Regions from separate parts of the Homo sapiens genome. Here regions 1 and 3 are each linked to region 2. A link is an interaction called in ENCODE POLR2A ChIA-PET data of the cell type or tissue named here. Cell type or tissue: CD4-positive, alpha-beta T cell. All regions are shown on one strand. Each heading gives the region's core, and the rest is flanking DNA. Links, peaks and the distances in the headings are about the cores only. Region 1 overlaps SAG (S-antigen visual arrestin). Region 2 overlaps ATG16L1 (autophagy related 16 like 1). Region 3 overlaps DGKD (diacylglycerol kinase delta).

Evidence for each region. Peaks named below come from ENCODE experiments on the same cell type or tissue, not always from the same donor. Only the 100,000 strongest peaks of a DNase experiment are listed, where the experiment ranks them.
Region 1: POLR2A ChIA-PET joins it to region 2 with 20 read pairs; 9 of 35 experiments call an interaction of 5 or more read pairs at or near these places.
Region 3: POLR2A ChIA-PET joins it to region 2 with 12 read pairs; 7 of 35 experiments call an interaction of 5 or more read pairs at or near these places.

The regions. Positions count from the first base shown.
Region 1 is chr2:233,326,390-233,336,790 of GRCh38, reverse strand. SAG (S-antigen visual arrestin) reads right to left here. Exons shown (of 16, transcript NM_000541.5): 7 at 9,594-9,670; 8 at 8,178-8,313; 9 at 7,214-7,298; 10 at 5,079-5,151; 11 at 1,692-1,829. Among named protein-coding and RNA genes, the nearest start is that of DGKD, 23 kb to the left of the region's middle. RefSeq lists enhancers at 6,532-7,313, 7,344-8,175, 9,473-10,401. In CD4-positive, alpha-beta T cell, for the core only: no CTCF peak of the experiment used is centred there; a DNase peak (open chromatin) is centred at 5,040; H3K4me3 peaks cover 430 bases; H3K27ac peaks cover 3,061 bases.
Region 2 is chr2:233,264,276-233,272,275 of GRCh38, reverse strand. It overlaps ATG16L1 (autophagy related 16 like 1), which reads right to left. Exons shown (of 18, transcript NM_030803.7): 5 at 7,133-7,384; 6 at 2,209-2,274. Among named protein-coding and RNA genes, the nearest start is that of ATG16L1, 17 kb to the right of the region's middle. RefSeq lists a silencer at 6,227-6,296. In CD4-positive, alpha-beta T cell, for the core only: no CTCF peak of the experiment used is centred there; DNase peaks (open chromatin) are centred at 1,725, 3,865 and 4,275; H3K4me3 peaks cover 1,406 bases; H3K27ac peaks cover 5,952 bases.
Region 3 is chr2:233,418,034-233,428,434 of GRCh38, reverse strand. All of the region lies in intron 3 of DGKD (diacylglycerol kinase delta), which reads right to left. Among named protein-coding and RNA genes, the nearest start is that of DGKD, 69 kb to the right of the region's middle. RefSeq lists enhancers at 1,438-1,732, 1,001-2,200, 6,098-6,247, 9,338-9,537 and a silencer at 9,038-9,147. In CD4-positive, alpha-beta T cell, for the core only: no CTCF peak of the experiment used is centred there; DNase peaks (open chromatin) are centred at 4,964, 6,224 and 8,634; H3K4me3 peaks cover 4,187 bases; H3K27ac peaks cover 5,352 bases.

The sequences.
Region 1 (10,401 bases), core at 1,311-9,310, 63 kb before region 2:
AATGGGGCCAAGCAGCTGCTGAACTGAACATGCTCTGCCACGTGCCTGAGAACACCCTGCAAGTCAGAACCCCTGGCATCTTCCTGGGCTGGGAGATTTGCTGTGGAGTGGACTTTGCTCTGCTATTAACTGATTCAGTGACCTTGGATAAGTCTTTCATTCTGGCTCAACCTCAATTTCCTTACCCATAAAATGCATATAAATATACCTTCCTCATGGAGGTGTGGAGAGTCATAAATGATTTTTTTGTTTTGTTGGTTGGTTTTTTTTTTTTTCTGAGATGGAGTCTTGCTCTGTCACCAGGCTGGAGTGCAATGGCACGATCTCGACTCACCACAACCTCCGCCTCCCGGGTTCAAGCGATTCTCCTGTCTCAGCCTCTCGAGTAGCTGAGATTACAGGCACCCACCACCACACCTGGCTAATTTTTGTATTTTCAGTAGAGACAGGGTTTCACCATGTTGGCCAGGATGGCCTCCAACTCCTGACCTTAGGTGATCCACCCGCCTCAGCCTCCTAAAGTACTGGGATTACAGGTGTGAGCCATCATGGCCGGCCGAGTCGTACATGTTTAGAAACTAGTCCACACACCATGAAACATTCCCACAGTGTGGTGAGCCATCATTGTTCATCTTACGATCCCTACGCCCTTGAATACATTGATCTAGGCTCTCAGTTTCCCTGATATTCTCTCTCCCGGAGCTTCACGAATGTGCTTTAGAATCTAACACAGTAACTTGGCCAATTATCCTCAGAAAATCCTTTGACTTCCACCTGCTTTCTGCCAATTGTTCACTGTTCCCCACTCTTGGTCTCAGAGAGTGTGAGCTACTGAGCATCGGAGTCATGGGGTCAAACAATCCAGTCTCCCAGCCATTGGCATCACCTCGGAGGTGGTCTACTGGGGCCACAGAGGGAACCCCCAGCATATCACATGGGGAGGTGGCAGTGAGTGGGCCTTGAGCCCACAGACATGCTCCCGGGAAGGGAAGCGCAAAAGCGTGGCTTGGAAGGACAGTGGACGCTGACTTGGGAACTTCACTGTATAGTCTTCGCTAGATCTGCTGCCCAAATTCAGCCAGTCGTCCTTTGAGTCAGGGTCAGCAGATCAGTACTTAGTTTCATTTAAATTTAATGGACATCTAAAGTCATTAGGACCTCCTGTTCTTTACAATTCCTGATGGAAATGGACGAATGAATGAATGAATGAATGAACACAGCCAAGAGCATTACTCAGTTTACATGCTTAGGGCACCACACTAGCTAGTGATACTTCTAAAAACAGTAGCTGACATTCCTGGAGCACTCTCTGTGTGTCAGGCCCCACGCTTCACATGGATTGTCTCACTGAATCCTTATAATCACTCTATGAGACTTGAACTATTACCGCCCCCACTTTACAAACAGGAAAACTGAGGTTCTCAGAGAACTCAAGGTGTTTTCCCAGGGTCAGCAGCAGAGCTGGGGTTAGCGCACAGCTGTCTCCAAGGCCCATGGGTGTAACCCCCACATCACACCAGGGGTGAGAGTGGGATCCTTGTGTGGGCCCGTAGATATGCACTCCACACTACACACGCCAGACCACCATGCTGCACGTGCGTGCCTGCGAGCCCAGCAGGGTGATGTGAAGGGAAGCAGACCAGCACCAGCCCGCCCTGCCAGGGCTTATTCCCTGAGCCTCGAGGACTCACATGGTGCTGGAGGCAAGGTTTGTGTCCTCGTGCTTGATTTTCCCATCCAGGGCAATGCCTCTCCTTTCTCGATTGTTAGCCAGCAAGGGCAGCAGCGTCAGCGTCTTGGTCAAAGTGCTGTTTGGTGGCACTTTTTCTCTAGAGGAAGAAGAACAGAGGAGATTTATAACCATCAAAGCTGCCATGGACCCCATGAGCCCCTATTTGACATTAGGCATTTTCCAGGATCCACATCCCCTGATGGACCTCCTGGGAAGGTGGGTTCAAGAGCCTGGGAACTTGACTTACGAGAAGCAGAACAGTGCTTGTGAAATCTCAGGGTGGGCTGGCAGCAACAGGAGGATATTTCTTCAAGCAACTCAGCCTATTCTGAATTGCTGAATTTCTAGAATGTTCTATGGAGTTAATGAGACAAACTGGCTCAAGAGTCAGAGACCACAGCCTCCTCCTGAGACTTTGTGAACCACACGGTGGCCTGCAGAACCTTCTGGTTGGTGTCAGCAACGAGTCCAGGCCAGAAAGCCTCTTGTCACCAAAAACTGTCACTATAAGGGGGTCACAGTGTGACTGTGTGGTAAGTTGTCTAGAGGGGCAACGCAGGGACCCACAATTTGTGGATCACACAGACCGAATAGCTTGGGTCCAAAGCAGCACATGCTCTTTCTCTACTGGATCTTCTTCATCATCAGTCGGGGTATAGATTTCTCAACATCTGACAGATGGCGGAGACCCTGTGCCAACAGGCGGGTCTGGGATCCAGCTGGGGACACAGCAATGTGTGTTTCTCCAGGCAGACACACGGCAGCATGGCCAGGATCATGAAGCAGCCTCTGCGGCTGGAGAGTTGGCTCCTCCACTCACGTGCATGCTGTGTGCCAGGCCAAGTGCTAAGGCCTGTCCTCAAAACTCTCACCTTACCCTCATCAACCCCATACCAAGCAGGTGCTCCAAGATCCCCATTTTCCAGACGGGAAGTGTGCCCACAGTCACGTGGCTGCACACTCTCTGACAGCAGAGCCCATTCGTGCCGGAAGCACACCCTCCATCCTGTGCCTAGCCAGAACAAGGTGGGGTGTGGCCAGCATCAGGACCATTCTAAGGCTGTCCTGAGACAGCTGGAAGTCTGAACTGCCTCTCTGGGAAAGGACTTCCTTTCCCTAATCAAGTTTCCCTGGATAGGTAAAAGCAGCTGTCCCCTATCCTGCCTCCAGTGTCTACAGGAAGCTCTTTACAGAAATCTGCCAGAGCCCAAGGTGGCCCACATCCTACCATCTGGGTCCTGGTGGAACCTCTCTTAATGAGCGTAATTTGAGCATTGAAAAAAGCAGAAACAGCATTGTAAAGATGGCTGGAATAGGAAGAGGGCCCTTGGGGTTGGGCTCAGAGGATGGACTTTTTGTGTTTGTGCAGAGCTTGCCAAAGGACTATGCCAAGGCTCTGGGGCCACTCCCCAGAGCTTCAGGATGTGGGTTTGGATGGTGGGGAGCAGCTTGGGAGTCAGGTCTGTCCTGGTTCCGTGGAAGCCTGCCCACTAAAGCCCCAGAAGCCACAGGGCTCTGGGACGATGGCTCCTGCTCTGCAGCTTTCTGAGTGGCCTCTAGCTTCAGACTTGTCAGCATGGTCCAGTCCAGCTCCCAGGCTCCTCCAGCCTTTGGGGGACTTTGGAATGCTTTCCAGTTTCCTGGGAATCTTTGACCCAAAATGCACCCAACACTTTGAAAGAGGACCAGGTGATGGAATACATATTAGGGGAAAACTCAGCCAGGATCCTTTGCTCCCATGTTGCTGAGCACATGAGGAAAGGTGAACCAGGGCCAAGACCCCTCCAGGGCACAGGGATGTGCGAGGATCCCCTAAAGGCAGAACAGAGCCCAATCTTGGCAGAAAGGAGGCAGTGAGTGGTGGTTCTTTCCTGTCTCCCTCCCTTGTAGACCTACAGTTTGAATCTGTTTTGAATAACAGTAATAGTTTCTCCTAAAGTTGCCTTTTAAATATTCCCATATAGGCCAGGTGCGGTGGCTCACGCCTGTAATTTCAGCACTTTGGGAGGCTGAGGCAAGCAGATCACCTGAGGTCAGGAGTTTGAGACCAGCCTGGCCAACAGGTGAAACCCTGTCTCTACTAAAAATACAAAATCAGCCAGGCACGGTGGCTCACTCCTGTAATCCCAGCACTTTGGGAGGCCGAGGTGGGCAGATCACCTGAGGTCAGGAGTTCGAGACCAGCCTGGCTAACATGGTGAAACCCCATTTCTAATAAAAATACAAAAAATTAGCCAGGGGTGGTGGCGTGTGCCTGTAATCCCAGCTACTCAGGAGGCTGAGGCAGGAGAATCACTTGAACCCAGGAGGCAAAGGTTGCAGTGAGTCAAGATCGCGCCATTGCACTCCTGCTTGGGCAACAAGAGCAAAACTCCGTCTCAAAAAAAAAAAAAAATACAAAATTAGCTGGGCTTGGTGGCGGGCTCCTGTAATTCCAGCTACTTGGGAGACTGAGTCAGGAGAATGGCTCGAACCTGGGTGGTGGAGGTTGCAGTGAGCTGAGATCTCACCACTGCACTCCAGCCTGGGCAACAGAGTGAGACTCCATCTCAAAAAAATCTATCTATTACCTTATATTATCTTAAGGAATCAGTTGTCTTTCATCATTCCCCTACCCTAACCTTCCTCTAACCCTGATAATATTTTTTACATACAACGGTGCTTAGAACATGCCAGCAAGGCAAAGAGTTAAGACCTGGTCGAGCTATCCTCTCGGGGGGCTGGAGGTGGGAGATCATCGCCCCCCACTCCAAGCCATGTATTAAATGAATCTATTTGACTTTGTGGCACACAGCAAAGCTGGGCAGGTCTCTCAGGCCAGCATAAAGGAACCATGGCAGGATTCTCATTTGTTTTTGATTCTAACAAAGGGGAAAAGTCATTCACAACAACAGGCTAAGAACAGATATATTCTAATCCAGTTGTCACTGGTATAAGATTTCAATTTGAGATCAAAAGATAGGGAATCCTAGCCTGGGCTGACAGTTCATTTGACCATCTTCTGGGAGGTGGAAATAGTACCAAATTCCTAACAATTCATTCCAAGGATAAATAGAAAAAGCCAGCTGATCCCATGGTGACATTTCTGTCTTTATTTCTCTCCTCTGCGTCATTCTTTGGCTTGCATTAATCCTCAGAACTCCTGTAAGATGGGCACAGAGGGGTGTGGTAGATGCAGAGCTAAGATGCTAACTTTCTGTGCAGCCCTCGAAGGGAGAAAGAGGAAGGAAGTGGAAGGCTGGCGAGCTAGCTGAACATTCTAGTTCCTTCTTCAGCAATAAACGGCGAGAAACTTGACACAGAAGGCTGAGACGCCCAGGAAACGGAAACCCCAACAGCTACTCACTGCGCTTCCTCCATAGCCACGGGCTTGACGTAATAATCACTCGAGTAGAGAACCACATTGGCCACCTGTTCCACTGCAAGGGGAAGACGGGAGTCCGGTGGTCAGCACTGGTCCCCCAACACGTGCACTTTCCCTGCGGCCTCCCAGGGTACACGCTGGTCTCTCCTCTCTGATGATGGTTTCCCTCCACTTCCAAGGCTAGGCTTTCTCAGCCCTCAGCTTCAAGGCTGGGGTTTTGAAGTCCTGTCTCCAGGCCATTTCTGGTCACCCATAACCTGCTCTGTATCAACTCCCACCCATGTCCCCTAAGGCTGCAGCTCCTGGGAGACCCCTCCTTTCCCCTGCTCAGCCCTTTCTAACATCCTCCATCTTACTTCATGAACATTGTCCTTCCTGTCCTCCAAGAGACTAGCTAGAGGCAGTACAGGACTGGTTGGTGGGTGGAACGTGGTGGATAGGAAGGTGGGCCTGGAGCCAGGCTGTTTGGGTGCCAATCTTGGCTTAGCCACTAACTGTGGGGTGAATTATTTATCTATTCTAAGCCTCAGTTTCCCCATCAGTAAAATGGGGGTAATAATTGCATCTAACTCATAGGGACGTTGTGATGATTAAAAAGATGACTTTTAATCACCTTTAAAATTAAGCTTGAGGATTTTTTTAAAAAATAAAGGCAGGGTCTCCCTATATTGCCCAGGCTGGTCTTGAACTCCTGGGCTCAAGGGATCCTCCCACCTTGGCCTCCCAAAGTACTGGGATTACAGGCGTGAACCACTGCACTCAGCCAAAGTTTGAGGATAAAGAAACAATTTGTGCAAGGCATGCAGTACAGTGCCCAGCCTATAGAAAGCAATTAATATTTTGTTTTTAAAAAGTTAACAGCTATCCGGGTGCAGTGGCTCACACCGGTAATCCCAGCACTTTGGGAGGCTGAGGCGGATGGATCACCTGAGGTCAGGGGTTTGAAACCAGCCTGGCCAACATGGCGAAATCCCCATCTCTACTGAAAATACAAAATTAGCCAGGCAAAATTGGTGCACGCCTGTAATCCCAGCTACTTGGGAGGCTGAGGCAGGAGAATGGCTTGAACCCAGGAGCTGGAGGTTGCAGTGAGCCGAGATCACACCACTGCACTCCAGCCTGGGTGACAGAGGGAGACTGTGAAAGAAAGGGAGGAAGGAAGGAAGGAAGGAAGGAAGGAAGGAAGGAAGGAAGGAAGGAAGGAAGGAAGGAAGGAAGGGAGGGAGGGAAAAGTCTAGAATTCCTTAGTCTGCACGCATCAGGATTTCTGACCCTCATCTGTGATGACTCACAGGGAAAAGTGGTATATGACACCTAGGGCCACTGCTCACCCTGGCTTGCCCGGGAGAGCCCATTTTAGGACTGGAAGTTCCACATCCTCAGTCCTGGGCCCTGGGACAGTCACCCCAAGATGCATAAGTCTAACTTTGTCTTGGTCATTGAATGTTTGAGTTAAAAAGTGAACTTAGAGGTTACCCTCACAGGTCATTCCATCATGTCTTCCTCATGAAAGAGCCAAATAAGACCATTATATAAGACCCCCTGTGCTTTGATGCTTTTTGAGCTTAGTTAATGTGTGGGAACAACAGGCAGAAGGCACCTCCCCTGTAGGATATGGGAAGGTCAGCCATGACATGATGGCCATTTGAGCCGAGACAGTCACACTTCACCATTTACAAAGCGCTTCCATGTGGGACCTCCTTCAAGCCACACAAAGCCTGGGAAGGTAGACAAGGAGCCCCTGCTGTGGATGCCAGCTGGGATCACAGAGCCCACAGCATGAGTCCACAAATTAGGCCTCACCCACAACAATGTGCTGCATCTGTCAACCACAATGAGCACTGTGGGGCCCTCCAGGAAGGCATAACCATGGAAAGAGATCACTTGCCAGGAATTTTGTTCCAAGACAAAAACCAGCCGTAAGTGGGCAGGAAGTTGAATGAGATAACTTGTAAGGCCTTTCTCCCTCCGCAGTCCTGCTGCCTATGACAGCAGAGACAAGTAGCCAGTTCCAAGGACCCAGAAGGGCCTTATCAGACCAGAGAAGTGACCTCTCAGGAAACAGGATCAGAAATTCTAGAAGACTATGCCCTCTACTTCTGAGAAGAAGGTCCTACCGAATGCTTTAATCTTCTTCACGGTCTTCTCTGTGTTATTGGTGACAGTCACGGTCACAGGGATGGGCTCCCCATGGAAATAGATCTAGAAAAGTCAGCAGATAGGTCAGAAGAAGAGAACAGATGTGGCGGTGTCTTTAATCTTACTGCTTTCTAGATTCATCTCAATCCCTTTCACTGGAATAAAAGCGGCAGAATTTAAGGAAGATGAAGTGATAGCAATACATTTCTTCTAAGGAAGGGCCTGAAACACATTCCACCCATCTGTGGGAAGCTGGGGAGGGGAACAGAGTTCCGATCATCACATCGGAGGAGGCCAGGGGTCAGGAGGTTATGGGGGCAGGATGAGTGAAGTGAAAGGAAACCACTGGGAAAGCCAAGTGCTGGCATCCCACCCAGCAGAGCCCGTGTAACACAGCCCCTGGCACACCCACACACGTGTATACACACAGTGCACAAATGGCTGACTGCTGACCAGAGGAACCAGAGCCAGCCTTGGCCAGCAGCTCTCACCTTTTCCCACCATGACACCCCTAAGAGATGACATCACAGGTGACACTGCCATCCCACATGGTTTCTGCAAAACTTAAATTTCCCAGGAAGTGAAGAATTTGGGATACCACAGCTATTGATGCTCCATGAGTGAACAAGGCCCATGGAGGTGGACAGGACAAGGACAGCTGGGGGGCAGGTATGTGAAAAGCAGCGCCCCTTCCTTCCCCAGTCCCTCGGGACAGCCAGTGGGTGGAACGCAAGCCAGTTCCGTCCTCCTCTAAGGACCATGCTGACCAGCTCCAGGCTGTGAAAACAGGCCAGTCACTTACGCATGTTGGTGCTTTATCCTAGAAACAAGCTTCCTTGCAAGGCACCCATGTAGTTAAGGGCTGGGGCTGGTGAAGAGAGGGGTGTGGGGCCTGCCCCTAGGCCTGCTGCCCTGCGGGTAGTAGCGATGGTAGGTGGTTACCTCTTTGTTGAGAGAGACCGCAAGGTGCAGGGGCTTGTCAGACATGAAGAACTGCCAGGCCGCCTCAGCTCGGGGCTGGGGACCCATCTCAAGTGGGGCATGCTGTACTTTGCGGATCAGTAATCGCACGGAGCTCCTGTGGGAAACAGCCACAGACAAGCCAGGGATTGGCACCCAGGCCGCTTTAGGGAGGCTTCTGTTCTCTCCCCACTGTCACATGGAGATTCTCCAGGAATGCTCCCCATGGAGACAGGGTGGACGGGAAGAGGGCAACGACACTGGTCAGAGCCTGAGGCAGCCCTGACGGTGGAAGAGCCTGGGGGTCTGGGTCCTGGTCCCTTCCCTGTGGGGGAAGCTGTGGGGCCAGGCAACATCCCGAGGGCCAAGCTTAGCCCCTTAGGCTCCGTGGATTCCCAGCTCTGCCTCCTGTCAGCAAGGCTAAGGTGTGAGGGCGTCAAGGGCCTCATGGAATAGCTGCCATATACATGCGAGCTCCATTACTGCAGCTCACTATCCTGCGCCTCCAGAGATGTGTACATGGGGCACAAGGAGACAGTGCGAAGGGCCAGGCGGAAATCTTGTTTAGGTAAAAAAAAAACAGCACAGGGGGTGGGAGAATGGGAAGGATGGAGCGGTAGGCTCAATGGTTGTAGAGTTCCTGCTCAGGCAATGGGAAAGTTTTGGGTATAGACAGCGGTGAAGGCTACACAACATTCGGAATGTACTTAAGCCACTGAATGGTACATTTAAAAGTGGTTAAAATGGGCCGGGCACAGTGGCTCACGCCTGTAATCCCAGCACTTTGGGAGGCCAAGGCGGGCGGATCACTTGAGGTCAGGAGTTCAAGACCAGCCTGGCCAACATGGTGAAACCCATCTCTACTAAAAATACAAAAAAAAAAAAATTAGCCAGGCGTGGTGGCGCACGCCTGTAATCCCAGCTACTCGGGAGATTGAGGCAGGAGAATCGCTTGAACCTGGGAGGCGGAGGTTGCAGTGAGCCGAGGTCACATTGCACTCCAGCCTGGGGGACAGAGCGAGGCTCCATTTCAAAAAATAAAAGAAAAAAAGAAAAAAAAGTGGTTAAAATGGCAAACTTCATGTTGTGTACATTTTACCACAAAAAACAAACAAACAAACAAACAAACAACAACAACAAAACTTCAACAAAGGGGAAACCCGGGAGCTTTTCGGGGCTTACGTGAGCCCTGGAGGTTGCTAACTTCCCTGTCATTTTCTTGTTTTCTTTTTTTTCCCCAAAAATGATCAACCTTTGACCTCCATCCCACATGCAGATGGTACCCCAGCCGTGCCAGCCCTATGGGAAGAGGTCTGTCCCACAGAGACAAGGTGGAGGTCGTCTCTTCTCTCCACCCCCACCGCAGACCCCTCACCTATTCCGCAACCATACTCTTACTTCTTGGGGATTTTGTCCTCTTCGGCATCGGTGCTGTCTGTGGCGAATGCTTTGACCTCAAAGTCAACCCCACAGGACTGTTGGGGAGAGAGAGCAGACAGGCAGCGATCAGCGACTCCCTCCCTGGGTGCCGGGCCAGAGGGCCACACCTCACACAGGGCACATGATGTGGCACTATCTCTTTTTGTCTTGGCCATGTCCTATTCGGGGTTGCACCATTTAGGGATTTGGAAGCATACTGACAGTGAAACAATTACAGTAGCGCAAGGAGTGTGCCATGGGCCCAAAGCCCCCAGAGGGAGGGGATCCACCTGCCCCATGAGCCCTCCTGCTGCCGTGGAGAGTCATTCACATCCTGGCTATCCTTGCCTCCTGCCACCTTGCACACTTAGGTGTCCCCAACTGTGATCCCATGCATCTTACTGACTTCCACTGCCTACAGCAGGGGCCAGAGGTACAGGCACTCACAGGGCCAGCGCTGGGGTCCAGGAATGCCCTGATAGGGTATGGAAACCCTGACCCCCATGGTCACCTGCTGTTCAGCGGCAGCCTCATGTGGCCAGGCAGCAAGGCACCCAGTGCGGGCAGCACGATTTTTTTTTTTTTTTTTTGGAGATGGAGTCTTGCTCTGTTGCCCAGGCTGGAGTGCAAGTGGCATGATCTCGGCTCACCACAACCTCCGCCTCCCGAGTTCAAGCAATTCTCTTGCCTCAGCCTCCTGAGTAGCTGGGATTACAGGTGTGCACCACCATGCCCGGCTGATTTTTGTATTTTTAGTAGAGTTGGGGTTTCACTAGGTTGGCCAGGC
Region 2 (8,000 bases), core at 1-8,000:
GTTTATCCCAGCGGATGCAAAGTACCTCTGGAATCCCCCTTCCTCATTTTTCTGGGCCACGTCTTTCCTACTTGGAGGAGGGCAAGTAATTATTTTGGTCTTAATGACCTCCTACTGAGATGCAACCTTCATGGAGAAGATAATTAAATGTAATAACCCAAGATTTCATCACCTACTGTTTGGATTCATAAGAACTTGACAGAAAGATTTTTCCTTTTCAATAAATAATTATCTGGATTAGGTAAATATATACTTAAGAACCTGTTACTAAGCAAGTTAAACCTGGTCAAAGTAAATTTATTTTCCTTAGCTATTTATTCCAGGACTATGTGTAATTATTGCACCACATTCTTGGCCAGGATGTAGAAGGGAATAAAAGGCAGGTCGAAAGAAAAAGGACAAGGCTGTGCTTTATTTTCTTGATTGGCTTTCCCAGGGATCTAGGTTTGCGAGAGTCACCTGTGCCCATACAAGGAAGAGAGGAGAACTGCAAAGACAGGAACTGCAAATATGAGCTGAGCCTTTGACAATGTCCTGTTGAAAATAGAATTTTATGGTTTTAAGTACTTGCAACTGTGCTTAGGCCCGGGACCACAAGAAAACACTAGCATTTGCTAAGTTATCAAAACCTTTCAAAGATGTATGTCCTCTGACCCAGAAACTCCTTAGGGAAGCATAGAGATTAAGGAGAGGCCTTAGGCCGGGCTCGGTGGCTCATGCCTGTAATTTCAGCACTTTGGGAGGCCAAGGCGGGCAGATCACCTGAAGTCAGGAGTTCGAGACCAGCCTGACCAACATGGAGAAACCCCATCTCTACTAAAAATACAAAATTAGCTGGGCGTGGTGGCGCATGCCTGTAATCCCAGCTACTTGGGAGGCTGAGGCAGGAGAGTCGCTTAAACCTGGGAGGCGGAGGTTGCAGTGAGCTGAGATTGCACCATTGCACTCCAGCCTGGGCCACAAGAGTGAAACTCCATCTCAAAATAAAATAAAATACAAAATAAAATAACAGGCTTTTACAGCCCTGTGTTTGCATCCTACCTCGGCCCCTTCCTGTATGATCTTGGGCAGGATGCTCAACCTGTCTAAATTATCCCAGTCAACCCGGTTATGCAAATGACACTTTTATAAGCTGTTATTCTGAAGAAACCAAATCTCATTTCCAGGTCAACTATTTATTTACTTTGTGGCTTGGGAAAATACAACTGAGATTAATCTTCCACATCTGAGAGTGCAGACACACACGTACCCTACATATCTAAAGCAAAGGCATGATATGGGAACCTTTGTTTCTTTGTAAATTAAGACGTTAGTTGGTGAATGACTCCTAGTTGAATTTAAACCCCTCCACTTACAGGGAAGCAACCAACATTTTAAAAAATAGTGGATCAAAACTCTAAAACTATATTCCAAAACACATTTCAATAGAAAAGAAACATCCTAGAGCGAAGGAAACTCTTTTCTACCACTATGAAAGCTTCAAATCTCAGAGAAGATACCCCACCTTAACTTGTAGGCAGATTAGGAAAAGCTCCAGAACTAGTTTGATTCCTTTTGTTCCAAGAGATCTTAGTTTTCGCTTAAGTTTCCACTTTAAGTTACAAACCAAAGGGAGCAAGGAGGGAAAAAACAAACAAAACAACAACAACAAAAACCCCACCGCATTACATGGCAGGCACAATTAAGAGGCAGAAAACTGATCGTTCAAAGTGTCAACAGGAAACAGTGAGGCAGTAACGGGTACTGAGTGCAGGAAGTTAGAATTCACATTCACAGCTGATGAACACAAACTTTTTGGAAGGTTATTTGGTGATGTTCCAAAAGCTTTGACCCATCAAATTTTATTTTCAATAATCTATCTCAAGTAAGTAATCAGAAATAGGGTCAAAGGCCGTATCAGTACATGATTTGTGAGAAATTAGAAGCCAGCAAAATACAATTAAAATGATATATGGATGTTAGTTCTGAGTGGTGGAAGAACTGTATGTTTTCATTTTCTTCCTTTAACATTTTTCTTTCTAAAATCTGTAAGATGATTTTACAGAAATAAAAACATTAGAAGCTATGATCACACCACTGCACTCCAGCCTGGGCAACAGAGCAAGACCCTGTCTCAAAAAAAACCAAACAAAAAAAAAAATAAAAACAAAACTTTTAAGAGAGCCAAATTTTCAGAAACACAGTTTTGATTCATTTATCTTTACTTACTGTTCGACTGGTAGAGGTTCCTTTGCTGCTTCTGCAAGCTCTTTCTGCAGCCGGGCTTGCCGCCTCCTGTTGGGAAAAAAAAAAAAAAAGCCCACCATTTATGTCTGCTTAAGAAAGCACGGGGTTTGGGCTCTCTAGAAGCCACCAGTTCTAATAACACATTCAGTGCATGTAAAATAACAACTACCCTGAGCAAAATACTCAAAAGTCACAAGCCCAAACTCATAACATCAGTAAGGCTCCCCTTTTAAAGGGTTTCAGAGTAAAGCCTAGAAGAGAGATAGGCCACATTATTAGAGAAAGCAGTGAACTGGCAAAGGAGGAGGCCTGCCTTCTGGGACCAAGGGTATCTTAGGATAGACACATGCCTCAGGCTCACTGAGGGTTAGTCATGGTTGTGACTTAAGTTTTCTGCAGCAAATAGTCTTACACGGGTTGAGCATCCATTACTCGAAATGTTTGGGACTACCAGTGTTTCAGATTTCGAATTTTCTCAGATTTTGAAGTTTTGCATAAACATGATATAAATCTTGAGGACAGGATCCAGGTCTAAATATGAAATTCAGTTGAAATTAATGGTAAATCGGAAATCTGAAGTGCTCCAATGAGTACTTCCTTTGAGTGTCATGTTGGCACTCAAGAAGTTTCAGATTCTGGAGCATTGTGGAGTTTGGGATATGGGATGCTCAACCTGCATTAACACACCCACAGCCTGATTACTAACAGTGAAGATTTACTTAGGACTTCCCCTTACCTGACATTGTTAATTACTTTACAGACTTTAACTCATTTAAGCCTTATAACAACCTTTTGAGGTAAATATCATTATTGCCATTTATAAATGAGGAAACTGAGGTATAGTGAGATTCTTGAAATGTCAAAGTTTACATAACATTAGTAACTTTAATTTACTAAAGCTTGACATAGAAGTCTTGGCTGTGACAAATTTTTAACATGGTCAAAGTCTCATCCACTAACTCCCCTTCTCAGAATCATTTTTGTCTCTCATTCAAGTCCTAAATTCAGAAACTCCCTAACTCCTAACCCTGACCTTACTCTCTCTTCTTTGATAAATTTCACTTCTAACTATGGCTATGCCTGCTAGGTGGAGGACCCCTAATGTAGAACTCTAGCAATGCTACTGAGCTGCAATCAAGAATTCTGCTGAAATTTCTCGTAAGTTTTTACCACGGTGGTAATTCTCAAAATGAAGGAAAGTCCTCTAGGCAGTATAGCAGAATCTTGGGAAGGGATGTGGGTATAGCTTAAAAAGTGCATTACACTCTTGATTTTATACCTGGAAGATGAAAAATAAGTTTTACAGGGCAAATTACCAAAAATACAATTTATCCAAATTGTCTTAGCTGGTAGAGACAACTGTGAACTAACTCTCTTTGAGGAAAAACCAGAATCTCGGTATAAGGTGTGTGAGTACCACTACTCTATGATTAAAGCACTTGTTGACTGTCTGAAATCTACTTTCTATAACTTCAGGTCCCAGTTCTGCAAGGTGGAGATAAAAACTTGACTTAGGGTCACAGGGAGAGGAAAACACCACCTGTTATCAGGGATTCATCACTATAGCTGAAAGGAAAGGTCTTTAATAGCTCAAACAGAGTCTCTCTCTGTCACCCAGGCTGGAGGGCAGTGACATCATCTCGGCTCACTGCAATCTCCGCTTCCTGTGTTCAAGCGATTCTCCTGTCTCAGCCTCCTGAGTAGCCGGGATTACAGCCACCTGCCACTACATCCAGCTAATTTTTGTGTTTTTAGTAGTAGAGACAGGGTTTTGCCATGTTGGCCAGGCTGATCTTGAACTCCTGACCTCAGGTGATCCACCTGCCTTGGCCTCCCAAAGTGCTGGGATTACAGGCAGCAGCCACCGTGCCCAGCCCTGAGTGCATCTTATGAAGCAGCCACTGTGCCTGACCACAGGGACACGTGGCAGCATAAGGGAAGGAGGCAGAGTGTGAAGAGCTATCTCAAAACAGTGTGCTACATATGGCCCAGGTAAACCACAGCTGCCTGAAGCAGGAAGATGAGGGACATCTAAGCTGGGGAGGCAGGAAGTGGGTAATGACGCAGGAAGGCTTCTAGGAGGAGAGGCTACCTAAGCAAAGTAATGAAGACTCCTCAGGTCCCACATCTGCAATCACATGATACCTCCAAGTGCACAGCCCTAGGAAGATGCTTCAAAGGGTGGGCTAGGGAATGAGGACAGCATTTTCACTAGGAAATGTGCATTACCCCCCGTCCACTGCACTGCTCAGGGGCTCTTCCTTGGCATCACCACACATCTCCCCAACTTCTCCCTCCAGCAGCCTCTCAGCTGACGTGAACATGCAACCTAGCAGCATCCAGCTCACCTGGGGCCCCCAACACCCTCACACTGCTGTCAAGCTCCATGGCATAAGCCAAACAATTCTGCTTAAAGTAAATGTGAGACAGAAACAATACAAAAAGGACAGCTTATTTTTTCTTAATAGAAACCGGAAAATTAGAAAATACAGGTAAGTATAAAATGAGAAATCAAAAACCATAATCTCACCACCCCCAAAAATAAACACCAGTAACAGTACATATAATTCCTTCCAGTCATTTTTTTAAAAAAGTATACAAAATTGGGATCATCTGTATGAAAACATTTTGTGTCCTATTTTCGGTTATATTAATTTTAGGCATTTTCCACAGCACTAAGTATTCTTTTCGTTTTGCTTTTGAGGCAGAGTCTTGCTCTGCTGCCCAGGCTAGAGCCTAGTGGCATGATATTGGCTCACTGCAACTTCCACCTCCCGGGTTCAAGCGATTCTCCTGCCTCAGCCTCCTGAGTAGCTGGGATTACAGGCATCCGCTACCACACCCGGCTAATTTTCGTATTTTTATTAGAGACGGGGTTTCACCATGTTGGCCAGGCTGGTCTCGAATTCCTAACCTCAAGTGATTCACCTTCCTTGGCCTCCCAAAGTGCTAGGATTACAGTGTGCGCCACCACACCAGGCCAATCTTACACCTTCTAACAGTATTTTTATATCCATTTACAGTATTTTTGTATCCATTAAGTAATCTCTCTTTAACCTCCTTCCCCACTACTCTTCCCATGCTCTAGTAACCACAGTTATACTCTGTATCTCTAGGAGAACATTTTTCTTTTAGCCCCACATGTAGAAGCACGCAGTATCTGCCTTCCTGTGCCTGGCTTATTTCACTTAATATACTGTCCTCCAGTTCCATCCAAGTGGTTGTAAATAACATGATTTAATTCATTTTTATAGCGAATAATATTCCATTGTGTGTGTGTACAGCACATTTTCTTTATCCATTAAGCCAATGATGAATATGTAGATTGATCCGTATCTTGGCTATTGTGAATGGTGCTGCCACAAACATGATGGTAGTGCAGATTATCTCTTTGATATGCTAACTTGTTTTTCCATCATCACCCTTTAAAAGACTCTTTCCTATCGTCATTTATTCCCTTTAAAAGACTCTTTCCTATTGTCATTTATTCACTTTTAAATTAACTGGAATAATCTCTTCAAACTCGAAACTACTGATATGGGGATTTAAAAATATGTATGTTCTAATCTGTAGAGCTTTTTTGTTTGTTTCTGGATGGGGTCTCGCTCTGTCACTCAGGCTGGAATGCAGTGGCACAACTTTGGCTCACTGTTGCTTTAACCTACTGGGCTCAAGCAACTCTCCCGCAGCAGCCTCCTGAGTAGCTGAGGCCACAAGCACATACCACCATGCTCAGCTTTTGTTTTTGTTTTTTGTACAGATGGAGTCTCACTATGTTGCTCAGGCTGCTCTTGAAACTCCTGGTTTCAAGCGATCCTCCCGCCTCCGCCTCCGCCTCCGCCTCCGCCTCCCAAAGTGCTGGGATTACAGGCATGAGCTACTTACTGCACCTGGCATCTGCTGAACTTGTGTTAACAGCTTTTCAGCTCATTTTCTTAGGTTTCTAGGTGGGTGATCACTCCTTCTTTTCAATGGTTGGTTGGCCAGAACATCCAGATCGGTGTTCTCTGTGAGTTGTGAGAGTGAACCTCTCCTTGTTCTCTTGCAGGTTTTAGTAAGAGTGTATATAGACGGTTGATCAGTGGACCTTGACCAGGGGATGACTGGGCTCTCTGGGGCAGCTTTTAAACACGCACATTTTCCACAACAGAGATTCAAATTCCTAACGTAATTGATTTCTTGATAATCCATCTTTTAATTCCCATGTCTCAGTAGGTTTCAGATTTATCTTAAATAAATAGACTTAGCAGGATTGCAGGGAATTCTTAAAAAATCTATCAATGGCCAGGCGGTGGGGCTCACACCTCTAATCCCAGCACTTTGGGAGGCCGAGGCGGGTGGATCCTGAGGTCAGGAGTTTGAGATCAGCCTGGCCAACATGGTGAAACTCCACCTCTACTAAAAATACAAAAATTAGCCAGGCGTGGTGGTGTATGCCTGTAATCCCAGCTACTTAGGAGGCTGAGGCAGGAGAATCACTTGACCCCGGGAGGTGGAGGTTGCAGTGAGCCAACATCATGCCACTGCACTCCAGCCTGGGCAACAGAGCGAGACTCTGTCTCAAAAAATAAATAAAAATCTATCAATGAGTCTGATTTAGGAATTTCACATCTATATTCATATAAGGTTGGATTATAGTCTTCTTGTGCATTAGCAAGATCAGAATTTTTATATGGATACAAAAAGCTTCACAAAATTATGGGGAAGAATTCTAATTGTGGTGTATTTCCTTTTTCTAACTCTGGTTTAATTTATATTGTTCAGAATTAGCTTTTCTCCTTGAAACACTGAAAGAATTCCCTGGTAAACCTCCTGTAGTAACTGCCAGGTTTATCTCTTTCTTTTCAAAGACCTAGGTTCTACTCTACTAAGGATGGAAACCACTAACTGTGGATTGATAGCCCACCTGGAGTCTTTTTCATTCTCTGCATTAAGCCGATTGGCTTCCTGGGCTTTCTCAGCCATCCATCTGGTGACCAGCTCCTGGTTCTCTTCCGTAGTTTTCCTCAGTTTTCCCTCCAAGGCAGTAAAAGTGATCTGCAGGGCATCATATTCATCCTTCAGGGTCTGGTTGGCTCTTTCAAGGTCACAAAGCTTAGTGCGCAGGTCTAGGCACTCCGTCTCCAGGTCAGAGATAGTCTGCAAACATTCTGCAATTCTGGAAGCATGACATCAGAGGACGAATAGTACCTCGCCAGAGCCCTGTGCCAGAGCCAGACGGACCTGGCTGAGTGCTTAACACTTTGTGTCTGTTACAACATCTTTTAGCCAGGCCCATCCCCATGGTTTACAGGATAATCCATTAGGAGAGGAAACACCTAAGGTGAAATTCATCCTATTAATGACTAGGAAAAACACGATGTGAAGGAAGAGAAACTTTCGATGCTTAGATTGGTAAAGGGGATTTAAAAGGAGGCTGGAAACCGTATATATTTCACCAGCTCTGACATTTCCTGAGCAAAAGCCTGAGCAAGCGCCCTGCCTTTCCAAGCCTCTAGACCCCTTTCCACATATTAAGGAAACCCAAGCACACGCTACCCCAGCTCCAAGGTCTCAGGATTCAGAGTCCCCATTTATCTTGTCTGCCAGGCTTCTCCCTGGTCAGCAACAGTTTTGCTCACAAACTCATTTCCCTTTTCCCAAGGGCCATGCGCTCAGCTATCCTGGCCCTACCACCTCCACCACAGGAACATACCAGCTCCCACACACAGCGGCCACAGGAGAGCTGCTAGTGTCTCTGGGCCACTTGCAAGAGCCAAGGTGACATCCCTAGG
Region 3 (10,401 bases), core at 1,338-9,337, 150 kb before region 2:
TCCCATGTGAGCATCTTTCTTAAGACTGCTCTGGTATCAGTGGTCCACTCTCCCAAACCACAAGAAATGTCACAGGAGAGTCCCACCAAATAAGTCAGAATCCATCCTTCTTAGCTGCCCACAGAGGGGACACAACTGGGCCTGCCTTCTCTATGTCGGTCCCCAGCTGCACACAGGAGATTTGCCATGACTCACACTTCCATGCCATGCCTCCATCTTCTCAGCACACCCCTCCTGGCGAGCTCCAGCCCCCACACCAACCAGCAGGCACCCCTTAGGCAAGGGCCCACCTCCTCCTCCTCTGGCTCCCCTCCTACTCCTGTTCCCCTAACACCAGCCACAGCCCAACCTCTGGTAGGGGAGGGTGAGTCTCTTCGGGAGGCTGATTCTGGGGGATGTTCTGAGCAGCACTTCCTATTCAATCCCTTGATTTGGGAGACAGCATGGGTAGGAAGGACCCAGGCGAGAAAGCAGGGGCTAGATACAGGCCCTCAGGCTATGCCTTCCTGGCTGCTCACCCTGCCCACCAGGGCAGGTGGCAGGGTGCAGGGAGATGCTCTAAGGAATACTAAGAGCATCCCTATGTCTGGACTGCAGCCAGTATCATAACTACTGGCAACCAAGGAATGGTGTAAAAAAGCTGAAACTATCTCCAAAATCCAGCCTTCACAAAGAAAAGTCTTTGGAGACTAAAAGATGGCTCATATTTTTCAAGCAAATGTATTAAATAAGAAACAGTTCACACCCCTGAATCAACTTAAAAGATAATTGCAAATCAGAAGCAGGGCAATAAGGCTGGGCGCAGTGGCTTACGCCTATAATCTCAGCACTTTGGGAGGCCGAGGCAGGTAGATCACTTGAGGTTAGGAGTTCGAGACCAGCCTGGCCAACATGGTAAAACTCCATCTCTAACTAAAAATACAAAAAATAGCTGGACGTGGTGGCATGTACCTGTAATCCCAGCTACTTGGGAGGCTGAGTTGGGAGGATCACTTGAACCTGGGAGGCGGAGGTTGCAGTGAGCCAAGATTGCACCACTGCACTCCAGCCTGGGTGACAGAGTGAGACCCTGTCTCAAAAAAAAAAAAAAAAAAAAAGCAGGGCAATAAACTGAACTCAACAGGACAAATGAATGACATCCCAGGGATTCAAAAGGCCAGGCTGCAGGACGTCCCACCAAGAGAAGGAGCAGAACTGCATCAGAGGTGACTGCATGGAAACCTACACACTGGAGAGAGAAAATATCCTCAGATCTTGATGCTTGATGACTGGAGAAAGAAACGTGATGTCACAGAGGAGGAGTGGATAAAATGGTGGATGCATTTCTCACAGAATCCTGAGGCAGGCTAGAACAGCCATAGACAGATGTGAATTTTTACACACCTGCTGGAATTCTCTTGAGGGTAACAGAACTTAAAAATCAGTAAGAGCAGACAAACTAATAGTAAAATGGACGAAAGACTTGAATAGCTATTTCACAAATGGCCAATAAAGCACATGACCCGGTGCTCAATTTGATTAGTCATCAGGGAAGTACAAATTAAAGCTACAGGGTGATGCATCTCTCACAATGGCTGAGCTGTAACAGACAGTATCAAGTGCTGGTGACAGTGCAATTTGGTGCAACTACTTCAGAAAACAGCTGAACTTGTATATACCCTGTGACTCAGCAATTCCACCCACGCATCCCACAGAAATGCAAACGCATACCTTCCTCATCAAAGCATACGAGAATGTTCATAGCATCACTACTCTAAACAGGCCTACAGTGAATACACTGTAGTATACTCATACATTGGGAGACAAGCAATAATGTAATGAATCTTACAACAGCGAAAGAAATAAGCCTGACACAAGACGACATATACTCTGTGTAATTTCCTTATGCATTACATAAAGTTAAAAAAACAGACATAACTAATCTATGGTATTAGATGCTAGCTTCTCCTAGCAGCTGCTTTGACAGGAGGGGCACACAGGAGGGATTCCGGGGGCTGCAGTGTTCTCCGTGGTCGGGAACATGCATCAAGCTGTGCGTCTGTAATGAGTACACTCCTCCATGTGAATGCTGCACCTCAGTCAAAAAGGATACAGAACTTGGGATTTCTCAAAAACACATAACCACATAACTCAAAAGAAAAGTGTGCAGAGCTGCCCAGACTCCTGCATAAAATCTGGTTAGAAAATAACTGTACAAGAGACAGGGAGAGAAAGGTGGAAACATGAATATGAATATGAAATATGAAGCATGAATATGAGAGTCTGGCAGCACTATGTTAAAACAGTGTTAGAAATGGATTTTCAACGTTTATGAAAAAACGCTGTCTTATAAGGCAAATGCAAGTTAAAATTAGGAGATCCCATTTTTTAACCTACCAGATTCACAGAGATCAAATGTTTTATAATATGGTCTACTGATTCTCATACACTGGGGCAAAAATTAATACAACCTCTATGGAAACCATTTGGTAAAATCTGTCAGACTTGAAAATATACACCTGTGTCTCAACAACCATGCTTCTATAAATTTATCCTCTCCTGTATCTTCATGAGAAATCACATACTGTATATACAAGGTTATTTGTGGCGGCATTCACTATAAAGACAAAATATTTGAAACCAAACAAATAGTGATCAATATAAGGCTGGTAGAGACTGGCTACAGTAATGACAGTACATTCATATAACAGAAAACTATGCAGCCACTAAAACCCCTGAAGCTACTCTACATGTTCTTATATGGAACAACCTCTAAGACACACTGTTAATAGATAAAAGCCAATTGCAGGAAGAGTATGGGTACAGAGAAAACACTAATATTAGTCACCTCTAACTGAGAGGACCTCTGAGTGGCTGGGAAACACTTTATATCTTTTTAGCCTTAAGATTTCTGTACCACTTGCATGTGTTGCCAATCCAAAAATGAGCTATTAAAAAAGAATAAAGTCGGCCGGGCACAGTGGCTCACACCTGTAATCCCAGCACTTTGGGAGGCTGAGGCGGGCAAATCACGAGGTCAGGAGATCGAGACCATCCTGGCTAACACAGTGAAACCCTGTCTCTATTAAAAATACAAAAAAATTAGCCAGGCGTGGTGGCGGGCGCCTGTGGTCCCAGCTACTCAGGAGGCTGAGGCAGGAGAATGGCGTGAACCCGGCAGGTGGAATTTGCAGTGAGCCAAGATTACGCCACTGCACTCCAGCCTGGGCGACAGGGTGTGACTCCATCTTAAAAATAAATAAATAAATAAAAATAAAGTCTTACGTTTATATGTTAAGGATTAAAAAAAAAAGCTTTAAAATTCTATTTGAAAGAACAATTTTGGCTTCTATTCTTGATTCAAGTACATGATTTTCCAAGAGAAATGAGAAAATACCTTGCTACTCTAAATGAGTTGCCAAGCCAGACAAAATGTCCTCCCATGTCCTGGGAAGAATTAGCCCAGGGGGTTATTAAACCGCAGGGAGTGATCTCTGAGAAATCATGGTGAAAAAGGAGACATACTGGAGACATGCAGACGTGATTTCTCAAATGGAAAAGAGGGTGGACTCTGGCTTACACACACATGGCAGCTGATAGAACAAGGGACAGTTTGGCTAATATGGGCGAGGCACAAAGAAGGTCTCGGCAATCCACCGCGTGTTTTCCAGGTTATCTGCTCCATTCAGCTTCTCCACAACCTGACGAACCCGGCTGAGGGGCCTGCTCACAGTCCCACAGCAAATGAGCTGATGTGGCCAGGACACCAGGCAGGGGGGCTCCAGGCGGAGCCCTGGACCTCCATCCCGCAGCCTCTCCTCATCTGGGTGGTGCCTCACACCAGGGCCAGTGGGCCGGAGGCAGGGAAGCAACTGGCACTCACCACGAGCTCTCCCAAGCTCACTCAGTACAAGCGGTGTCTGGCACATTTCATTTCCGTTTTGGCAGGGTGACTGGCTTGGAGGATCAGCACAAGGACGATACCAACATCTCATTAAGTCATCTGACTAGTTGTCCCTCCCACTCTGACCAGGTTTCCCAAGAGTTCAAAATAGAAGGTGGAGAAATAAGATCTGGAGGATAATGACAAAGGCAGTTCACTGATTGACATCAGGCTGAATCACAGCACCCAAATGGCTATGTCCTGTCCAACCATTTCTAACCATGAATTTGGACATGCAGGGATCTGGACGTGGATCTCATTCATAAATGACACTTTAAATGACAAAAAAGATCAAAGTCCAGCAAACTGTGTCACGCTGAAACCACAGGCCAAACCAAAAGGGCCTAAGAGTAATTAATGTGAGGCCCGGGGACCACAACGGTCCAACGGTCATGACGAGCGAGCAGGGATGGGTAGAGGCACAACATTCTGAATGGACCCCCTCTTCACTTTTCACGGGTCCAAATTCAGATGACAGGGAGGTACTTTTCCCCACTCCTCTCACTGAGAACTGAAAACCATGGGCATCAGAAAATCAACACAAAAAGACCCTGAAAGGTAGAGAGAAGATGGCAGCCTGACAAGGGTCTTGTCCAAAGGGATGACACTGTGGTGGCCCTCTGGGTTTTCTTTTTACCTGGTATACCCTAGACTTGGAGCTAAAGAAGCAGCAGCCGAAAACAGTGATGGATACTGGGGGGGTGGGTGGAAAGCCCCAACAAAAGCCTGCTCTTCCAGGCCAAGGATCCAGGAAGGGGGCAGTCAGACAAGACAGAAACTGACAACGGCAGTAACACCCACCTTACTCCAGCCAGCGCCACAAGAAAAAACCATGCCCACCCCACTCCCAGGCCGCAGCTAGGCACTCCAGCACTCACCTAACAGAGTATCCAGAGGAGGCCAAGCTGAGAGCCGGGATGTCTCCTATACCACCTGGAAATGAGTCCTCACCCCCGACAGCACAAGAGGATATGCAAGCGGCAAATAAGCACACAGAAGATACTCAACATCCTTAGCCATCAGAGAAACACACTGAAACCACAACCAGAGAGCCCTACGCACCTATCACGATGGCTACAACAGAAACTAGTGCCAACACCACCTGCTGGAGAGAATATGGAGAAAGTGGATCTTACTGTTGGGTGGGATGTAAAACATTACGGCCACTCTGCAAAACGGTTTGGCAGTTTCTTAAAAAACCAAGCATGTGACTAGCATATGACCCAGCAATTACACTCTTCAGCATTTATCCCAGAGAAATGGAGATTCATGTTTGCACCGAAACCTACCCAGGAATGTTTACAGCAGCTTTATTCATGATCACCAAAAGCTGGAAACTATTCGGATGCCCTTCAGGGGGTAAATGATTAACAAACTGTGGTACACCCGTGGAATACTACTCAGTAATAAAAAGGAACAACCACTGATAAGACTCATCAACCTCAATGAGGCTCCAGGGAATTACGCTGAGTGAAAAATCCAACCCCAAAGGTTACATACTATAAGATTCCATTTATATCACATCTTGAAAAGACCAAATTATAGAAATGGAGACCAGATGAGTGTTTGCCAGGGGTTACAGAGGGACATGTGTGAGGCTGTAAAAGGGCACAAGGAAAATCTCTGCGGCTTGGAGGCTACCCATCTCCACTGTAACGAGGTTAGTATCCTGGGTGTGACATTGTACTGGAGTTGTGCAAGAGGTTACCACTGCATGCAACTGGGTAAAGGGTACAAAGAATCTCAAAATAAAAGCTTTAATTAAAAATAAGTAACCACCATCAACAATATTTAAGTTTAAACTGGGAAAACCAAGGAGTAACTCCAGAACAATGCTGTGTTTCTTAAGGACAAGGGCGTATGTGGGCAGCGCAAGTTAAAAGTGTAATCTTATCTAAAGTCCTGTATTTGTAGTTAGTGCAACCCATGAAACATCTGACGCCAAGAAAATATTATGTGGACACAGCCGACACACCTTTGGTACACATTCTCAAAGAAAAGGACCAGGTCCTCTATGTCAGGAGGGGTGGGTAGAAATGCCAGCTGCCCCGCCTGTCCCTGCGCCTGAGTCCAAGCACACGCAGGAGTGTCATGGACCACGCCCTCCGGTTGAGCTGCTCATTTTGCTATGGGCTCTGACACGTGGCCTGGGTACTTGAGCCTGCACAAGGCAGGGCCCTGGAAATGGAAGGTTTCATTTCTAAACACAACAGTGCTTGAGGAATCAGTGGAGCTATGTAACCTGAGGAGCTCAGCCATGAAGAGAGGATGTCAGAATCGCAGGCTCCTGCCCTCAAACAGTAGTGCACTTCCTGGGTGGGGCGGGCCAGCCCAGCACCCACTACGGCAATACCAATGTATGCTCTGGGAGTGGCCGAGATGGTGCCAAGACAAGGCCCCAAAAGAAGCTGCCTCTGCAGCCCCACAGCCCACTGGCCATGCCCCTCGGGGGTCCTACTACACACTTAGGGGGCCTCAAGGTCCTTCTGCCACTGCCTCCCAGAGACCAGTAATTGTCCCATCCCCCCAACCTCCCAAGTCAGAAACTGCTCCCTCAACTTCACCTCCTCTCTCCTGTGCTATCTTCATCATTGGGCTCCAAATTCTTTCTTTCTTCCTCAGAAATAAATTCAGGCAGTCTTTCACTTGAGCAAACAGAAAAGATTCCTGCTCCTGCGGAAGTTACATTTGAATGCAGGCAGTAAATTAAAGACTTATTAAAGAAGTGAATTACACAGCATGGAGAGTAGTAGCTGGTGACAAGCCCTATGGAAAAACGGGAGACCAGAAAAGAGAGGTCTGGGGGCCAGGGGACTCCACAGCAAAAACGGGGAGGAGGCGAGGAAGGAGCCAGAGACTGGAAGGAAGCAAGGAAGGAGGTGGGAAGGGCTGAGCAGAAGCAGGCGCGTGGTGCGTGGCTGGGGCTGGCATCAGGAAGGGGGCCAGGGGCCAACCTGCAAGCATCAGGACCACAGAGGGCCATGCAGGTGTAAGAACTTTGGCTTTTACTCCACGTAAAATAAGAAGCCATGCAAGCTCAAGTTTTGAAAGCATCATTCTGGTTGCTTTATTGAAAGCTGACAGTAAGATGCAGGAAAGAAGGCAGGAAACCTTTTGGGAGGCTCCTCAGTAACCCCATCACGAGATGATGGTGAGGAGAGTGGGCAGGCTCTGGATGTGCTCTGAGGACAGCAGACGGGACAGGGTGAGACAGAGAGGAGTCCACAGTGACCTCCGAGCAGCTGGCTGGGTGCTGCTCCCATCCCAGGAAGGGGACACTGTGGGTGGAAGCAAGCTTTACAGCTGGGGTGGCGGCAGGGCCAGCAGGTCCGTGTGGACATGCTGAGGGCACGGTGTCGATTAAAGTCTCAGCAATGTCCAATGTCTTATCTCACTCATGAGGTCTTCATCTTGCCCTCAGTTTGGTATGTTAAAAAAGAAAAACTTAAAGACACTATAGAAATGAGATCACTCATACGTGACCACTGCTGCTGATAGTTCTGGAGGTAATTTGACGATCACCAGTCAAGCTGAAGATGCACACACCTGGCAATTCTATCCTTAGAAACACATTCTAGAGAAACTCTTGCCCATGTGCCAAGAAGACGAAGATAAGCATATTCACAGCAGCACTACTGATCACAGGGAATCTGGGAAAGTGTACGTCCACAACAGGACGTCTTAGGTACTGGAACACTACAGAGGCCACGAAAACCAGCATCGTGGGCCTCAACTCAGGCCGCGCCTGTCAGGAGCTCTGCGGTTCATGCCTCGTTCCCCAGAAATTCTGATTTAACTCCAGGAATCAGGAATCAGTTGTATTAAACCTTGAACCATTTAACTAAAGCTAGATGTAGCCACAGGGATAAATCCAGGAAGCGTAATGCTGTGGCTGTCCAGTCTGATAACATTTATTCGACATTTCAGAACCAGTTCAACAATGCTATATACTGTTTATGCCTACACACACTTATCAAAAAAGTATATAAACATGAAAACAAATGACAAACACCAAAGTTAGGATGCCCCCAGGGAAGGGGGAGCAGGAAGAAACGAGGATAGGAAAGAGAATTCCAAGTGCCTCTGTTATATCTATTATGTTTATTTCTCAGGCTGGAAGCAGTCATAGCTGGGTTCATGTGTTACTTTTTGAATGTTTTAAATGTTTTGGCACAAAAATATGCTAACATGCCCAAGCCAGAACTAGAGACACACACAATATAGCCATGCCCTATATTTGTAGTTTAGCCATACGGAAGGTTAACAGGTCAGCCTGAAACCATGCCAGTAGCCAGACTCTGCTGAGGGAACTGGGGGAGGGGAATCTCCTGAGCGCCTGAGCCTGGAATTCACTCCTTTACCATCCCAACCCCTTTATGCAGGGTTCCCAGGGCTTTTATACACCCCACCAGGCCCCTGCCGACTGCCACGCGTCTCATGGCAGACACAACTGTTCCTAATTTGTCTCTCAAATTTCTCATCCCAGAGTCAATTCCTGAATCCCAAATAGCTCGAGTGTCTGAAAACAAGGTGGATGCTTCATGAAGGGAGGAAAGGGAGGTCCTGGCGGGACCACTCAGAAGGGAGCTTTTAGAGGAGAACAGCAAAAACACCTTCCCTCCCAACACACACCCCTCCACAAACCACAAACCAACATCACACCCTAGAAACCTCAAAGCACACAGGGACAGGTCCTGCACCGTCGACAGACAAGGTGAAAATCCACCCACACCCAAAGCAGAACAAATCTGGGCTCTGTAGTGCTTGCTTTGGGGGACTGGAGGGAAATTTTCCCGTGACAAAGCTCAGACTGTAGGAATTCACCACACACAAGCCTCTTCCACCTGCAGCTTTCTGTCTGGCCAGGTGAGAACCACAGAATGTTTCTAGCACATGAGTAAAGTCACACCACAAAGCCTATACCTTAAAAATTCCAGCCTTCCATTTCTAAGACATACAAGCCAAGAAGCAACCCTCTGGAGCATCTTACAAGGAAGCTCAATTCCTTCCGCTTAATTCCAAACCCTGACCTTGAACTCACCACCCAACAGCCTCCCAGTATGATGGCACACTGTCCCCTGGGGCTCTTACCTGCTGCCCTTCCTGCTCAGAACAGTTTCCAGCTGCTCCACGTGTATCAAAATTGAAGTGACCCAGCACAAACAAAAACTGGGTGTTAAAGTCAATGGGCAAGAGCCTACAGATTACGAAGTAGAGCAGGAACGCTGGAGCAGCAAATCAGTACCGTGCAATCAGCCACCAACCAAAAGAGGGGCAAAGGGACGGTGCTGGGGGCAGGATGAGGCACTCGGAAACACTCTGCTAAATATAGCTCCTGGGCTGCAGCGCTTGGAAAGGTGGCCGAGAATAAGCATCTGGCGCCCTGGGTCATTTCTGTCACTTCCTGTTACTCACATCCTGCTGTTCCGATGCTGCCCGAATCCTGGATTCCCCGTACACAATTCCCTACCTGGAAGCCCCCAGAGACAGACCATTCAAAGCAGCTGGGATGTGCGTAGACAACAGACTTCCTCACAGAGCACCACACAAAACACAAAAATAGACACCACCACACAAACAAGCTCTTGGAGTTCCCCATATAGAAAGAGCCTGAGTGCCCAGGTCCGGGTGAGCTCCGCACAGCACTGTGTCAGACCCCGCCCAGCCCACCAGCTCTGCACGCTGCCCTGTCTGCAACCTAAAAGGGAACGTGGGCCCAAACAGCTGTCATGCACTTCCTCTCCTGGGCTGCATCTCACCTGCAGCCTCAGAGCAGCTTTGGGGGGAAGGAGGGGGTCCCCAGCATGACAACTGACAGGTGCCACCCACAGCACAGTCAGAGCAAGGCATCCTCCATCTGACCCACTCCTGCCTCCCCAGGAACTCAGGAAGCCCAGGTATGGAGCAAAGCCAACTTGGCAAGAAGTTAAAGTCACATGTAACCTACCAGAAGATAGGTTGTTTTAATTTATTTATTTTTTTAGAAACCCATAAAGTAAAATGAAGCAAAAAGTGAAAGTTCTACTTAAAAATGAAACGTGACAGAAATATTGTGTTACTTACCTATTCACTATTTCAACAGTACTTCATTAAGCTTGAGTTATGTTCAACTGTGAGAAAACTAGAGATTGGGGACTGCCATGGTTGGCGGGGGGGCCTCTGGCAGGAAGGGAATATTATTACCCATGAAAGGCACCCCAGATGTAGAGCTGGTGCCCCAACATGGGCTGGCCATAGTCAACCAGCATGCAGAAGGCAAAATACAAACAAATGTGGTTTCAATAGCAAAACGCTGGCAGCACCTCAGTCTCCAGACAGGGGGCTGGTGAAGTAAGCTCCAACATGCTCACACAATGGTATGTCACAGGCCCATAGTCATGGACACAGAAAGATGTTCATGAAGTAATAAGTTTTAAAAGCAGGTCATAAACTAGTCTGTATAAATAATCCAAATTTTTGTAAAACTAAAGTGTATTTAA